2 separate regions of the Homo sapiens genome follow, and region 2 is linked to region 1. Evidence: read pairs that join two places in POLR2A ChIA-PET (ENCODE). Cell type or tissue: Caco-2. All regions are shown on one strand. Links, peaks and the distances in the headings refer to the core of each region. The heading gives the core; the rest is flanking DNA.

Evidence for each region. Peaks named below come from ENCODE experiments on the same cell type or tissue, not always from the same donor. Only the 100,000 strongest peaks of a DNase experiment are listed, where the experiment ranks them.
Region 2: POLR2A ChIA-PET joins it to region 1 with 7 read pairs; 2 of 35 experiments call an interaction of 5 or more read pairs at or near these places.

The regions. Positions count from the first base shown.
Region 1 is chr5:9,922,112-9,930,302 of GRCh38, reverse strand. No RefSeq gene overlaps it. Among named protein-coding and RNA genes, the nearest start is that of LINC02112, 22 kb to the right of the region's middle. In Caco-2, for the core only: no CTCF peak of the experiment used is centred there; no DNase peak of the experiment used is centred there.
Region 2 is chr5:10,126,775-10,134,965 of GRCh38, reverse strand. No RefSeq gene overlaps it. Among named protein-coding and RNA genes, the nearest start is that of ATPSCKMT, 120 kb to the left of the region's middle. RefSeq lists an enhancer at 7,293-7,943. In Caco-2, for the core only: no CTCF peak of the experiment used is centred there; a DNase peak (open chromatin) is centred at 3,895.

The DNA.
Region 1 (8,191 bases), core at 1,409-5,408:
AAAAGAGGAAGAGTCATCTCTTTCTCCCTCTCTCCATGCATTTGCACTGAGGAAAGGCAAGCCAGGAAGAGGGCATTTACCAGAACCCAACCCCGCCGGCATCCTGATCTGGGACCTTCAGCCTCCAGAATTATGGGAAAATACATTTCTGTTGTTTAAGCCACTCAGTCTGTGGCATTCTGTTATGGCAGCCTAAGCTGACTGAAACAGGGACCCTGAGTCTGACCTTGTGGCACAGGTAGGACTTCCATGGGTGGCTGGCATGCTGGCTTGGGTGGGAAGCTCTGTCTTTATAGTAGTTTTGTCCCTTGCTGTGACAGGCTCTATCAGGCCAGCCACCTCCTTGCTCCTGAGAAGAGCACAGATTTTATCATCCGGATGGGGCATAACCTTTGACTGTGGAGTAAAACTAACCAGTCTGTCTTTGGATTGATGCATGACCTTGACCCATTACCACCGCATCTTGACTGATTGAACTTTTCAGCCTAGACACTTGTGATTTACAACCTAAGGTCCTTTGCAGAAAGATGAATGTGGGATTCAGTTTATCAGGTCCTAGGGCTTGCTTCTGTTCCGTCAGGGGAGATTTTTCCATTAAAAGAGGTATTAATCCTTTCCGTTTTTTGTGTCCCATTGAGTCTCATATGTCAACAGATTTCACAACATTAAAAAAAAAAATCTCAAGTTCAGCTTAATATTTTATGTGACTTTTATACTGCTGAGCTGTGTCCAGCACTAAAAGTGTGGTTCCTGATTTTCCCTCTGAGTCCCACCTTCTGTATTTCTTTGATGCACTAAAAATGCTCTCTGTGGATCAATGGAGAGTACCAGCCCTCCAGACATAGAGCTGTGACAGAAGATCAATGTGTGGTGTGGATGGCTGAGAAGAACCTTCAATAATGTTTTAAAAGGAATCTGCACTCCTCCATCCCCACTCCATGGAGACTGCCAGCAGCGCTCATACCAGCTAACATGCATTCTTCTCCTGAGTGTGCAAAGGTTTCATGAAACCAGCAAAGGAAAGCCGTGGTCCACATCCCCATTAAAAAGCATTTTGATTTGTAGATTATTCTGACACTTTTTCTCCCCTCTCCCATCCCTCTAGTGAGAATATTTAAAAGAAAACAGAACCTGGCACTTTGCTTAAGTCATGCAGTGAAACCTACCATGTGCATCTTATTTTCAATCTAAAAGCAATGCTTAGCAACTTTTACTTGCTGGCATCTTCTTGTGCCAAGAACAGTGAGAAGGTCCTGCTGGTGGGAACCAGAGGCTATGTTCTCCTGGCATCAGTGAAGAGGAGAAGTATAAGAGCCCCATTTATTTCCTTCTTGTTACAGTGTAAAGCAATATAAAATTGCCATCTGTAAAAGAATCTACGAAGAGGCTGCAAGCAGAATATTTGCAATCCCCAAGACCATGGATGCTGATTTTTGCCAGATCCTCAGGCACATCTTACCAGCTTTGGATTTCTCCTGGTGGAGCACTATTTGGGTAACACACTCTTAGACTTTCCTGGAAGAAAATGGAACAAAATTCACACCCAGAAAAATTTTTAGGATCCTGGAATTAGATAAAATTAGGCAGGTCTTAGAGGGCATACTTTTCATAACAGTTTATGTAGCTTTGTTTGCTAGCTAACACAAAAATAACAACAACTGTAAGACAGACAAGAAACTCAAAAAGCTCTAATGCGTTATTGAAGCACCGTGACTGTGAGAATTCCTCTGCTTGGAATGGCTTGCTTGCAGCTGTTGAATGGTGGTGTTAAGTTGCCTGTGATTTGCAGTAATGTGCCACCACGTTTCAGTCCATGGGTGCTCAGTAGTGCGAATGAGGTGTTGGATGCACCCAGAGGTGGTGTCGCCTGTTCAGAATGTGAGAGGGAAGTGGGAGGGGGCAGGGCAGAGGAGGAAGCATGGGCTGTTCCGCACAGGTAGAGGAAAGGTGTGTTTTATGCCAGGGAGAAAGGGACATGGGGAAATGTGGTATCTGTTAGCATGAGTGGAAAAGAGCCAAGTGCAGTAAAGAAGTATTTTTCTGATTAAGAAATGATCATCTGCAGTGAACGTTTATGGCTAATAATGATTTAGAGAAGGAAGAGCTTCAGGTCACACAGGACATTGGAAACAGACCTTCTGATATTTCTTTCTAGGGCACCACAGCCTGATTCACTCTCTAGAGCTGCTCTGATCAATATGGCAGCCCCTGGCCATATTGATCCTACAAACTCTGCTTTGACTAAGTTCTAGAAGAAGGGGAGTAGAGGGGGAGAGAAGAGGTTTGCTTCTGAGGGAGGGAAGCAAATGCAGCCTGTGAAACAATGTTCTCTCCACTCTCCCTTGAACTACTCAGCATGTTTCCTGTTTAACCTTGGGAATTATTTACAAAACTGAAAAGTTTCACTTGGCTAACTGAAAGTAGTTGTTGTTTTTTTAAAAAAAGATGTGTGGTGCTTTTATCATTTTAGAAAGATAAAGCTAAATTCTTTCAGCCTTTATTTAGAGATAAACCTCTAAATCCTGGTACACACATATTTTTTAATCTCACCCCAAGGAAATAGCATTCTGATCCTTCATGAGTCATCATTCAAATTCAAGCAAACATCCTGCTGGTTTAGTTCTCTAACCTTAGTGTCCAAAAGGTATTTCTATTTGGCGAATCACCTTGGGAGTTTCCCACCTCTCCTTCGGGCATCACCTTCTCTTCTGGGCGACAGTCGTGCAGATTACACTGTTCCACCAAGAGTGCCTGTTCTATCACTGTGAACACATTAACATACCATGCATGATCATTACAGAAGGCACTATGGGAACCACTTGGTGAAAGGTGCTTTGTAAAAAATAATGCTACATAAATGGAAGATCATTATTACTAGATTAGCTTCTGTCTTTCAGACTAATTATTTCACAGTCTTCCAGAATGCACTGCATTTGCCATCTGCTGGCCCAATTACCTAAATGATTGAGATTCCTTTAAACCTGGTCACACAGCTCCTCATTCTTCTTTGCAACTCCCATTTTAGTGTTGTCAGCAGATTTTAGAGCCCTGTTGTTCAGATCCTTGTCAGAGCCACTTAGCTTTATGATGCGTGGCAGTGCTCCTTGAAGGAGCCAGTGACTCTCCTTGCTAACTCAAAGTTGAAGGCAAGGGAGGCTCACTTTAGTTTCTTAATCTAGTATTTGCTTAGTTTTTGTCATCTACTATTTTGTTCTCTCTCTTAAAGCTTTACATGGAGTCTTTTTGAAAAATCAAATAAAGCTACATAACACCTGCTTTCTTACATTTCTTCATCAACTTCGATGGAGGTGAATAAATTTTGACTTCTTGGCCATATTCTTTAAAAATTAAATTCTGGAAAGTTAGTTAAGGATGATTTCTTTCACATCTGAACCCTTTTTGCTTAAGCCATTTTTTCTACATTGTTTGCTTTACTAGTTTTCAAATACTATTCTTTTTCCAGATTAGGTCTCTAGAAGAAATTTTAATTTGTATTCTAAATTTCCATGGTTTGTTTAATTCTCTGGTAGATATGTATATGCATGTTTAAATCAATCTGAATTAAGCTTGAAATTGGACATTGAGCAGAGAATCGTGGCATGGCCACAGGAATCCCCACTCTTACCACAGGGCATAGGCAGTTGCAAGTGGGCACTAAATGCTTTGGTGTTGAGTTTTCAGGTAACTCAGGTTTATTTTGGACACTGCCATTGCCAGGACCTCTCCTCTTCTTGCAGATATTCTACTCTTTACTCTGCCTTATTTGTTAATACAAAACAGTGATTTCAAATCAAAGTAAATAATATCATTGGTGGCTCCATGCTGTATGCCAGTCATAGGCTTAATAACTATGGATGATACACAGCATTTTTAAAAAGTATCACTGCATGTTCCATTGCCATAGTCAAATAACAATGAAAGCCTTAAATATCAGTTTTTGATATCAAAACACTTCATGGTTAATTGGTGAATTAGTCATGCAAACAGTAATTACTGCAGGAAATCTAAGAAGGGAGAGATCAATTTAAAAATTATTTTTCAAAATGAAATGGATTTTAATTGTTTTTTATGCTTGCAGACATAATATGCACTTATTATAAACAGTATGCAGAGATGCTAAAAAGAATGAACCAGAAGTCATCTGTAATTTCTACATAGAGGTAACCACTATTAACAATTTAGGATATAGCCTTCTAGGCTTTTTTTTTTAGTTGTTGTTGTTCTATAGTAACATATCAGTTAGTCTTTGCTTCATTACAAACCATCTCAAAGCTTAGTGGCTTGAAATGCTAACCATTTAATAAATGATTCTGTCAACAAAAAGACTCAAACTCTGTAAAATGTTTGAAAAGATTTATTCTGAGCCAAATATGAGTGACCATGGCCTGTGACACAGCCCTCAGGAGGTCCTGAGAACAAGTGCCCAAGGTGGTTGGGGTGCAACTTGGTTTTATACATTTTAGGGAGGCATGAGACATCAATCAAATTACATTTGAGAAACACATTGGTTCAGAAAGGCAGGACAACTCAAAGTGGGAGGGGCTTCCAGGCTATAGGTAAATTTAAACATTTTCCTACTGACAATTGGTTGAGTTTGTCTAAAGACCTGGGATCAATAGAAAGAAAACCTTCAGGTTAAAATAAAAGATTGTGGAGACCTGGGTTCTTTTGAAGTCTTACAGTGGCTGCCCTTAGAGACAATAGATGACAAATGTTTCCTGTAAAAGGTGTTAGACTCCTACTTAATCTCCTGAGGATTGGGAGGCCTGGAAGAAAAAGATCTAGCTATGTTAATAGAGATTCTTTACAAATGTACATTTTTACCCAGAAAGGACAGCTTTGCAGGACCATTTTAAAATATGGCAAAGAAACATGTTTTGGGATAAAATATGTTGACTTTCTTCTTTGTCACATAGTGTTATATGCCATATTGGATTTGGAAAGTAAGTCACGATATATAGGGTTAAATAAAACCCATCTGGTGAGAATTTATAGTTTGTAGGGTATGACTCCCCAGACCCCTTAGATAGGAATTTGGGCAAGATAAAAAAAATTCAGCATAGTCTGCAATTATTAAGGTTGCAATTTGGGCTGGGTTCAGCTGGTCAGTTCTGGTCCAGGCCAGTCTCAGGTGACTGCAGCTGTTGAATGGTGGTGTTAAGTTGCCCATGATTTGCAGTAATGTGCCACCATGTTTCAGTCCATGGGTGCTCAGTAGTGAGAATGAGGGGTCAGATGCACCCAGAGGTGGTGTCGCCTGTTCAGAATGTGAGAGGGAAGTGGGAGGGGGCAGCTCCCCTCAACCTCAGCTGAGCTTGGTCCTGTGTGGGCAGTGAGCTGGTGATGGGTCTTGACTAGCATGGGTAGGAGAGCTAAATCCTTTCTTCAGTGGCTTCTCTTGCTGCACGAGGCTGCTTGGTCTGGTTCACAAGGCTGTCTCAGGTTTCAAGAGCAGCAGAAAGGCAACTCCAATACGCAAGCACTTTTCAAGTCATTGCTTAAGTCATGTTTGCTATTGTCTCACTGGTGAAAAGGAAGTTGCATGACTAAGCCTAGAGTCATTGTGAAAGGAACCATAGAAAGGCATGAATACAGGGAGGCATGAACAAACTGGGCACACTACAGAAACTAGATCTACATAGTTCTAATATTTTAGCACAATGAGATCCTACTATACACTGTTCTAGTCAGGGTTCTCCAGAGAAATGGAACCAATAGGAGGTATATGTATGCACAGAAAGATATTTATTATAAGTAATAGGCTCACATGATAATAGAGTTTGGCAAGTTTCAATATCTCACTCACTCCAGAGTGAGTTGGCAAGCTAGAGATTCAAGAGAGCTGATGGTTTAGTTCCAGCTCGAGTCTGAAGGCCTGAAAGTCAATAGGGCTGACAGTATAGTTTTAGTCTGAAGGCTGGCAAGCTCAAGGAAGAGCCAATGTTTCAGTTCAAGATCAAAGGCAGGAAAAAGTCAATGTCCCAGTTCAAAGGCAGTCAGTCTGGAAGAATCTTCTTTATTTGGGGTAGGGGCAGTCTTTTTGTTCAAGTTCTTGGATGACTGGTTGAGACCCACCTACATTAGGGTGGGCAATCTCTTTTACTCAATCTACCAATTTAAATGCTAATCACACCCAAAAACATCCTTACAGAAATACCCACAATTATGTTTGAACAAATATCTGGGCACCTTGTAGCCCAGTCAAGTTAACATATTAAAATTAACCATCACACATGCTATTGCAAACTCTGCTTTTTAATTTTAAATATATGTCAAGGACCTTTTTTTGTGTCTGTAAATATAGTTGGATATCATCATTTCTGATGGCTGTATAGCTTACTATTGATATAATTTCTATTCTATTGACAAACATTTCTTATATTTAATTGTTATATTTTATAATGAAATTTGATGTGTATTAACAAACTGTCCTCTGAATAATTTTTACATTCTCACCAGAAAGTTTAAGAGTTTGACTATAATACCTTCACTAACACTGACTGATAGTTCATTCAGAAAATATTTAGTGAGCATCTACGTGCACGGCAGTATTTCAGGAGCTTGGTATGCTCCTTAAAGTATCAGAGCAGGCAAGGTTCCTGCCATCATGAGACTTCCATTCTAGTGGCAGAAATACACAGTAAGCAAACAAACACATAGCTCAGCAAAGTACCATGACAGGTGGGGCAAAGGATGTCAATGGTGTAATATTATATAAACATAAAGGGGTGGAGGTAACTATTGTAGACAGGATCATAGTTTTTATTTTTGCCAATCTAACTGCTAGAAGGAGAAATCACTTTAATTCTGAGTGGGAAAGAAAAATCATATGAAGAAAGTTGAATTTGAATTGGATTTTGAGGTATACAAAATAGAGTTGGGTTAGACACTTGGCACAAAGACTTCTGGAGATTTTGCATGACCAAAATTGTTAGGGAGAAAAACTCAGGGGTGATTAATGAAGGATGGGTCAATCAGTTCCTTAAACCAATTTTAGAGAAATCAAGTAGGTGTCCCGTCCACATTTATGTCAAGCTGTCTGAAAAATGTTATTGTGTTTCTGGGTTAAAAAATTATGTATATTGAGTTAACACCACCTGATTATACTATGTGTTTCCTTTTCTAGTGACATTTGATCATTTGGCTTGAGTAATCTGAATTTTTCTATTGATGAAACTGAATTTTCAAGGTAGAAATTTTGTTCCCTAATTCAACACTCAGCTCACAATAGGTTCCCTCAAATGGTAAGAATGGATGGTTGGGCATATCTCTCCTACCACAGATGTCAAGTCTGTATTTTTTAGGTCACAGTATTTGTAACTTCATGTTTCATCTTTCAAAGCATAACTATTTTTTGTAAAATGGTTCCTGCAATTAAGATACATTACCACCAGGAGGCAGTAGTGGGCCCTCATTGCACCATATAAATCACCATATGGTGAGCAGGGTAAGAAATCAGCAGGTCATTTTATTATAAATGTTGATTTTTAAAAATTTGAGTTTAACATTGGCCTGAATAATCTGTAATTACTTTAGAGTGGCATGTAAAAAAAGATAAAAGCCTAAGATGCAATTTGATGCCTTTCTCCTTTCCAACATGTTTCTAGAGATTGTGATTCAAATGATCCTTTGTAATTCACCATGAATATTTTATAGCAAAAGCCCAATGAGAACTCATAGCAGATCTGCATTTCAGTCTGTTGGTGCCTCAGGCTGGCCAGGGCTGGTGTAAATGTGGTTGCTCAGGGCATAGCTGCTCATCCACTTCAACAGGTTGAATTTTGCTACATAGCAAAACTCAGTAGAAAAAAATTAATCTAATCAGTATCGCATTTTGCCTGTATGCATATAAAGTCCCTAGATATTTCCTAATTACAAGTTTTCTGTGTTTACCTCTTTGTTTTTAGAAGAACTCATGACTCAATGTCCCCTTTAGCTATTTTTCTTCTTTAACTAGAACTAAGTATAACCCAATTTGCATTGGATGCTTGTTTACTTCTCCAGCAAGCTCTAAAGGGTAGCTAGAGCTTAATATAGAAGCTTAGAGTAGTAAGAAAGATGACTTTTCAAAATTGTTTTCTTCAAGGTTTATTATATTTCTTATATACAGCAAACCATTTTGAATAAAATTAAATTATGGTTTTGAAAAAGAGATTTAAACTGGCTTTTGTTATCATCATTAAAAAAATTC
Region 2 (8,191 bases), core at 2,330-6,329, 200 kb before region 1:
ATTGGAGACTACACCTTTGGCAACCATGCCAAAGGCCTAGCCATCCTCTTTTTTTTTTAACTTTTTTTTTTTTTTTTTTTTTTTTGAGATGGAATCTTGCTCTGTCGCCCAGGCTGGAGTGCAGTGGCGTGATCTCGGCTCACTGCAAGCTCTGCCTCCTGGGTTCACGCCGTTCTCCTGCCTCAGCTTCCTGAGTAGCTGGGACTACAGGCGCCTGCCACCACGCCCGGCTAATTTTTTTTTTTTGTATTTTTAGTAGAGATGGAGTTTCACTGTGTCAGCCAGGGTGGTCTCGATCTCCTGACCTCGTGATCTGCCCACCTCGGCCTCCCAAAGTGCTGGGATTACAGGCTTGAGCCACTGCACCCGGCCTTAACTTTTTTTTTTTTTTTTTTACTAAAAAATCCCCTTAAGCTTTGCTTGGCTTGTCAATATATTCACCAAAGATAAAGGATCTCTCAGCATCTTTGCAGGTGGTGTTAGCCGTGTGATGGTCTGCTCAATGATATGTAAGTAGAATTCCTGCAGGAGGGGGCTCCTCATCAGATAAGAAGACAGCACTTGGTAAGAAGCTGCTGTTGGCTCTTCCACCTTCTTCCTGCCTGGAATACAGACAAGATACCAGGAGGTACAGCAGGCTTCTTGGGATCACATTGTGACCACTTTCTGCTGAAGATGGTGGAGGAAAAGACAGAAGATGCTCAGTTCCTTGATGATCTCCTGGAGCAAATCACTGGCCTGGGCTGCCTTACCTTGGGCTTCTTGGTGAAGGGTGAGGTTGGGAGGGAGAGACAAAGAGGTAGGGGACCTTACTGGTTACAGCCATTGGTGTTTAGATTTCCTCTAACTCACAAGTGAACACAGCCCAGATGCAAAATCTAACAAAAAAGTGTTAAAACCAAATGACCATGAGATGTCACTACATAGCTATTAGAATGGCCCAGATCCAGGATGCCGACAACACTGAATCCTGGTGAGAACGTAGAGCAGCAGGAGCTCTCATTCATTGCTGGTGGAAATGCAGAATGGTGTGGCCACTTTGGAGGACAGTTTGGCAGTTTCCTATAAAAGAAAACATACTCTTACCATAGGATCCAGCAGTCACTTTCCTTGGTATTTACTCAAATGAGTTGAAAACTTCTGTCCACACAAAACCTGCATATGGATGTTTATAGCAGCTTTATTCATAATTACCCTAACCTGGAAGCAACCAAGAGGTCCTGCAGTAGGTGAATGGATAAACAAACTGTGGTACATCCAGACAGTGGAATACTATTCAGTGTTAAAAAATGAGCTATCAAGTCATAAAAAGACATGGAAGAACTTAAATGCATGCTGCTGAGTGAAATAAACTAACCTGAAAATGCTACATACATCTGCTCCCAAATATATGACATTCTGGAAAAGGCAAAACTATGGGGACAGTAGAAAGACCAGTGGTTGCCTAGGGTTGGGGGGATGGATGGATAGGTGGAAGACAGAAAATTTTTAGGGCAGTGAAAATTCTCTGTGTGTTATTGTAATGGTGGATACATGTCATTATACGTGTGTTCAAACACATAGAATGAAGAGCACCAAGGAGGAACCCTAATTTAAACCATGGATTTTGGGTGATACTGACATATCAGTGTGGGTGGATGGAGTGTAAGAAACATATGCTCTGGTGTGGATGCCAGCTGTGTCTGAGGGGCTGTGCGTGTGTGTGGGGACAGAGGGGATAAGGGAAGTCTGCGTACCTTCCTCCCAATTTTGATTTGAACCTAAAACTGCTCTTAAAAAAAAAAGTCTTTTTAAAAAAATGTGAAACCTAGATGGAGAAATCTGCAAAATGTCATAGTAGGACATAAAAAAAAGCCTAAATAAAAGGAGAGATGAATTATGTTAAAAAATGGGAAGGTTCCATGTGGTAAGGAGGTCACATTTTCTCAAACGAGCTTATAAATTCAATGAGTTGCCAATCAAAATCTCTACAAGATTTTTCCAGGAAGTTGATAAATCCATTCTAGATTTCATACGAACGAGTAAACACAGAATAAAAGCCAAAGCTACTGGGTCCCAGGAGAAGGAGAAGGGCAGGATGCTTTTCTTCCCGAGGACCTGGACGGACTCTTAAGATGCAGTGGCGAAAGCAGTGGGACACTGGCGAGGGTGAGGAAGTGATTGACTGTGCATGAGCAGATTTGGTGACAGAGGTGGCTCTCAAGTCAGTGGGAAAAAGTGGGCTGGTGGCCACGGGAATGCACCTTGCAGAGCTTCAGCTACACAGGGTAATGAGCAAGGCCCCGCTCTGGGAAGTCCATTGCACCAGCTCCTGCCTGCGAGCAGGGGAGCTAGGACCGGCTCTTCCTGGGAGACGCAGGCCTCTTCTGATGGGTGCCTTTGACTAGGGGCTCCCCCTTAGACTGTGGGCATCTAGAATGCCTCCTTCCCATCCTCTTTCCAGCTGTCCTCCACCAGCCTCCTCCGTTCTTACCCCCGATCTCTCAAAGGTGATTCCCCTAATAAACCCCTGCTCATTTTTTTTTAATTCTTATTTTTAAATCTTATTTTTCCATAAGTTATTGGAGAACAGGTGGTATTTGGTTACATGAGTTAAGTTCTTTAGTGGTGATTTGTGAGATTTTGGTGCACCCATCTCCTAAGCAGTATACACTGCACCCTATTGTTGCCTTTTATCCCTTGGCCCCATCCCACTCTTCCCCCCAAGTCCCCAAAGTCCACTGTATCATTCTTATGCTTTTGTGTCCTCACAGCTTAGCTCCCACATATCAGTGAGAACATACAATGTTTGGTTTTCCATTCGTGAGTTACTTCACTTAGAATAATAGTCTCCAATCTCATCCAGGTCACCACAAATGCTGTTAATTCATTCCTTTTTATGGCTGTGTAGTATTCCATCATATATGATATATATGATATCTATATATATCACAGTTTCTTTATCCATTTGTTGATTGGTGGGCATTTGGGTTGGTTCTACGATTTTGCAATTGTAAATTGTGCTGCTATAAACATCCGTGGGCAAGCATCTTTTTCGAATAATGACTTCTTTTCCTCTGGGTAGATATCCAGTAATACCCAGTAGTCCCCCTGCTCATTTCTTTTTTCCCTTTTATTTTTTTTCCTTTTTTTTAAGATGGAGTTTCGCTCTTGTTACCCGGGCTGGAGTGCAATGGCGTGATCTTCCTCATCCCAACCTCTGCCTCCTGGGTTCAAGTGATTCTCCTGTCTCAGCCTCCCAAGTAGCTGGGATTACAGGTGTGTGCCACCAAGCCTGGCTAGTTTTTTTGTATTTTTTAGTAGAGACGGGGTTTCGCCATGAGGGTCAGCTGGTCTCAAACTCCCGACCTTAGGTGATCCGCCCGCCTCGGCCTCCCAAATTGCTGGGATTACAGGTGTGAGCTACCGCGCCCAGCCACCCCTGCTCATTTCATCTCATCCTGGCTCCTGCTTCTCAGAGGACCTAGACTAACACAGATATTCAATAAGTACTATGGGAACCATTGGTTATCTGCAGGAAAAAAAAAGGCTTGAATTTAATTTCCCAAAGAAATAAATTTCATAGGGATTAAAGACTTGAATGCAGAAGTAAAACTTTAAAACCACTTGAAGAAAATATAGGCTTTCCCCACCCCCCCAAACCTTGAGTAGTACTTTAGTGTCCTATATCACCACTGCAACAAATTGTACAATAAACTGGAGCTTCTTGGTGGCTTAAAACCAGCAACATCCATTTATTATCTCAGTCTGAAGGCAGGAAGTCTGTAATCTTGATGTCCTCAAGGCCATGCCCGCTCTGGAGGCTCTAGGAAGCGTTGTTGCTGGCCTCTTTCAGCTTCTGGAATGCCCAGGGCTTCAGGAGTCTCTCGGCTTGAGGTCACAGCACTCCAGTCTCTGCCTCTGTCTTCACATGACCTTTTCCTCTGTGTGAGTCTGACTTCCCTCTGCCTCCCTTATAAGGACACTGGTGATGGTATTTAGGGCCACCTGGATAATCCAGGGTCATCTCCTTATCTCAAGATCACTCACTTAATCCCATCTGCAAAGACCCTTTTTCTAGATAAGGTAATATTTATAGGATCCAGACTAGGATACAGACACACCTGCAGGAGCCATGATCCATTTTCCCCAAGTAGAGGCCTTAAAGCACAAATTGTAAAGGAAAGCATGAATAACTTGGTTAGATAAAAATTAAAACTATGGTATCATAAAGAATGTACTGTAAACAGAGTTAAAAGGCAATTGACAGCCCGAGGAAAAATATATGCAACAGATAAAGCCATAATATGCTGAATATTCAATGAACTTCCATAAATTAGTAAGAAAAAGAAAACTATCCAATAGAAGAATGGTCAAAAGATATGAAAAGAAATTTATAGGAGCGTGAATACAAATGGCTATTAAACATATGGGAAAATGCTCAATCTCATTTTTAATCTGGTAAAAGCAAATTAAAACTACAGTGAAGTCTCTTTTACTCATCAGATCATCAAATGATGAAAAGCTTTCTAATGTCAGCTAGAGTGAGAGGACAAAGTGTTGGGAAGTATCCCCCGTTCAGCCGCTTAAATGTGCAGTCTGGGGGCTAGGCCTGATGGCTCATGCCTGTCATCCCAGCACTTTGGGAGGCTGAGGCGGGTGGATCACGAGGTCAGGAGTTCGAGACCAGCCTGGCCAATATAGTGAAACGCTGTCTCTACTAAAAATATAAAAAAATTAGCTGGGCATGGTGGCGGGCGCCCGTAGTCCCAGCTACTTGGGAGGCTGAGACAGGAGAATCACATGAACCCGGGAGCCAGAGGTTGCAGTGAGCCGAGATCACACCACTGCACTCCAGCCTGGGTGACAGAGCGAGACTCCGTCTCAAAAGAAAAAAAAAAAAAAAGAAAAGAAAAGAGAAAAAGAAAGCACTTATAATGTGAACAATGAAACATGTAGAACAATGGTCATTGAATCTTTGTAATAGAGAAGAACTGGAACTGATAACTGCCCACCAATAGTCAAATATATAATGCATTTTATTTATACATTGAACTATTATACAGCAGTTAAAGGTATAAATGGAATTTAATATGCTGACATTGATAGAGTTTCAGGAAGTACTGTTGCATGAAAAAAGCAAATTAGAGGATAATACGTAAAGTAGGATATAATTTGTATCAAAAACACACACTGAATAATTTTGTATATTTCATATGGGAATTTGTATGTATGTAAAGGTATGTAACAGGTCTGAAAGGTTATGCACCGATTTCTTTCTTTTTCTTTTTTTTTTTTGAGACAGGGTCTTGCTCTGTCACCCAGGCTGGAGTGCAGTGGCTTAATCACAGCCCACTGCAGTCTCGACCTCCCAGGCTCAGGTGATCCTCCCACCTCAGTCTGCAGGTGTGCACTATCACACCTGGCTAATGTTTGTATTTTTTGTAGAGACGGCTTTTTGTCATATTGCCCAGGCTGGTCTCAAACTCCTGGGTTCTAGCAATCCACCTGCCTCTGCCTCCCAAAGTGCTGGGATTATAGGCATGAGCCACCATGCCTGGCCCCAATTTCTATTTTTTTTCTTTTTTTTAAGTTCTAGGGTACATGGGCACAATGTGCAGGTTTGTTACATATGTATACATGTGCCATGTTGGTGTGCCGCACGCATTAACTCGTCACTTACATTAGGTATATCTCCTAATGTTATCCCTACCCCCTCCCCCCACCCCACAACAGGCCCTGGTGTATGATGTTCCCCATCCTGTGTGCAAGTGTCCTCATTGTTCAGTTCCCACCTATGAGTGAGAACATGCGGTGTTTGGTTTTCTGTCCTTGTGATAGCTTGCTCAGAATGATGGTTTCCAGCTTCATCCATGTCCCTACAAAGGACATGAACTCATCCTTTTTTATGACTGCATAGTATTCCATGGTGTATATGTGCCACATTTTCTTAATCCAGTCTATCATTGATGGACATTTGGGTTGGTTGCCTGGCCCCAATTTCTAATAGCCATTTCCTTTGGAAAAAGGAAAAGATATTAATGTTATCAGAATGTCAATGCTTCAACCAAACTAATGTCATATATTATATCATATATTACTTTGTCATTAAAAATTATTTTTTTCATTTCAAAAATTGATGCATAATATTTGCACATATTTATGGGGTAGATGTGATATTTTGAGACATGAATACAATGTGTAAAGATCAAATCATAGTATCTATCACCTCAAATATTTATCATTTCTTTGTGTAAGATTAATTTCATGAAGGAGAAACACAGGAAGTGAGAGTGCTCTTGAGGTTTGTCTTCTCATGGTCTGATTCTTTCTCTGGAAGTTCAGCTCTTTCTATCCCTCATCCTGTTAGGAACCTAACACTCACACCTCACCAACCGCCGCTGGGGCTCCCTTTTCTCACTCCAGCCATTGGCTGAAGTGTGCTGAGGAGTCCTCTGCATCAGAGTCACGGTGGCAGACAGTGAGGCCTGGCTAACAACGGACAGACCCAGCTCCCGTCCAGACCCCAGAATCAGGATCTCTTGGCCTCAAGGGGAATCTGCATTTGAGCCTCCCTCCCCATAACTGCCTGAGATTCTGGGTGCGGTTGGCCGAGGATATCATTTCTTCTTCTCAACAGTGCTAAAGCTGCCACTCTGGAGCCCCTCCAGGGACTGGCCTTGGGGAGGTATTGGATGGACAGATGTATTAGTCCTCTCAGGTTGCTGTAACAAAATACCACAGACTGGGTGGTTTAAGACATAGACATTTATTTTCTCGCAGTTCTGGAGGCTGAAGTCCGAGATCAAGGTTCTAGCCGCTTCGAATCCTGGCGAGGGCTCTCTTCCTGGCTTGTGGACAACCCGTGTGCCTCCTCACATATCCTGGGTGCAGGCAGAGAGAGTGAGTGGGCTCTGTGGTGTCTCTTCTCATAAGAACTAATCCTATCAGATCAGAACCCCACCCTGATGACCTCATTTAATTACTTCCTTAGAGGCCCCCTCTCCAAATACAGCCACACTGGGTGTTAGAGCTTCAGCATGTGAATTCTGGGGGGACACAAACTTCAGTTCATAACAACAGACCTCGTCATCTTACCCTTCAGGGCAGAATGACAGCCAGGTGGCTGCCTACTGTTTAGTTTGCCATGATGTTGATTGAACCATAGAATATGTAGGTGGCATTTTGGAAACTGGCTCCATGCTGGACCTGAAACGGATGAGCTCAATTGTGCAGCTAAGCAGTGGGAATGGGAGCTTATTCTGGGCTCCCCAGGCTGTGCCGTGAAGTCCTAACGGAGCTGCCTGCACACTGATGACACCTATCTCCTGCTATGCCGGGGGACTTTGAAGGTCCTTCTGTTGCTGGGAGTCTGGGGGCTTTTCCTTGGTTCTCATGAAGCAGTCCCACCCTCTTCCCCATAGTCTATCTCCTTCTTCTGCAGCAGCTCCTGGAGCTGGCGGCCTCCTGCACTGCGTGGAGGGTCCCCAAGTGAGCCTCGCTTCCCCAGCGCCACCACCTCTCAGGCACTGCCATTCCCGGGCATGGTGCCTCGGGAACCTCTACTGCTCCACGGAAATGCTGGAGCCCTCGGGGTGCCCAGGGTTTTGTGCTCCCTGAGGCCGGGAGCTGGGAGAAAGCCCCTCTCCCTGCACTCCCTTTGTGCTGTGGTGTGCCTGCCCCAGTGTCTTGTGGGTCTGAATAACAGAGCCCTGTCCTTCCCCTCCCCACTGAATCCCCTTCATCATGCCTGGGGGATCTGGGAACAGGACCAGTTGGGGTGGGGGAGGGCACACCAGGTAGTGCCACTAAGCCTGTGTCACTCTGGTCCCAGGAGATGAGTCTCACACAGGGCCCACCCTTGTGCCGGATACACCTGACTCCCAGCAGGGCTGTGGCTGCGGCAGATTCCCTAGGAGGGCAGAACCCCACCATACACAGGGGTGCAGGCCAGGGGCCATCGCGATTGGCCTGCAGCTCTGTTGTCTGCCTGGGCCCTGCTCTGCTAGGTGCCTGATGTGTGAATTCAGTTGGTTTGCGGTCTTCTTCCCTTTGTCTGGGGCTGCATGGCGTGCAGTGCTGAGCAACCCTGGCTGTCTGTGTCTGCGCTGGTGGGGGAAGAATTGTCAGTCCTTGTCATCTTCTTCCCTGGCACCATGGAGGCCTGGCCATCAGTGGCCAGCTGTAGTAGGTGGGGCTCCCCCCTCCATGG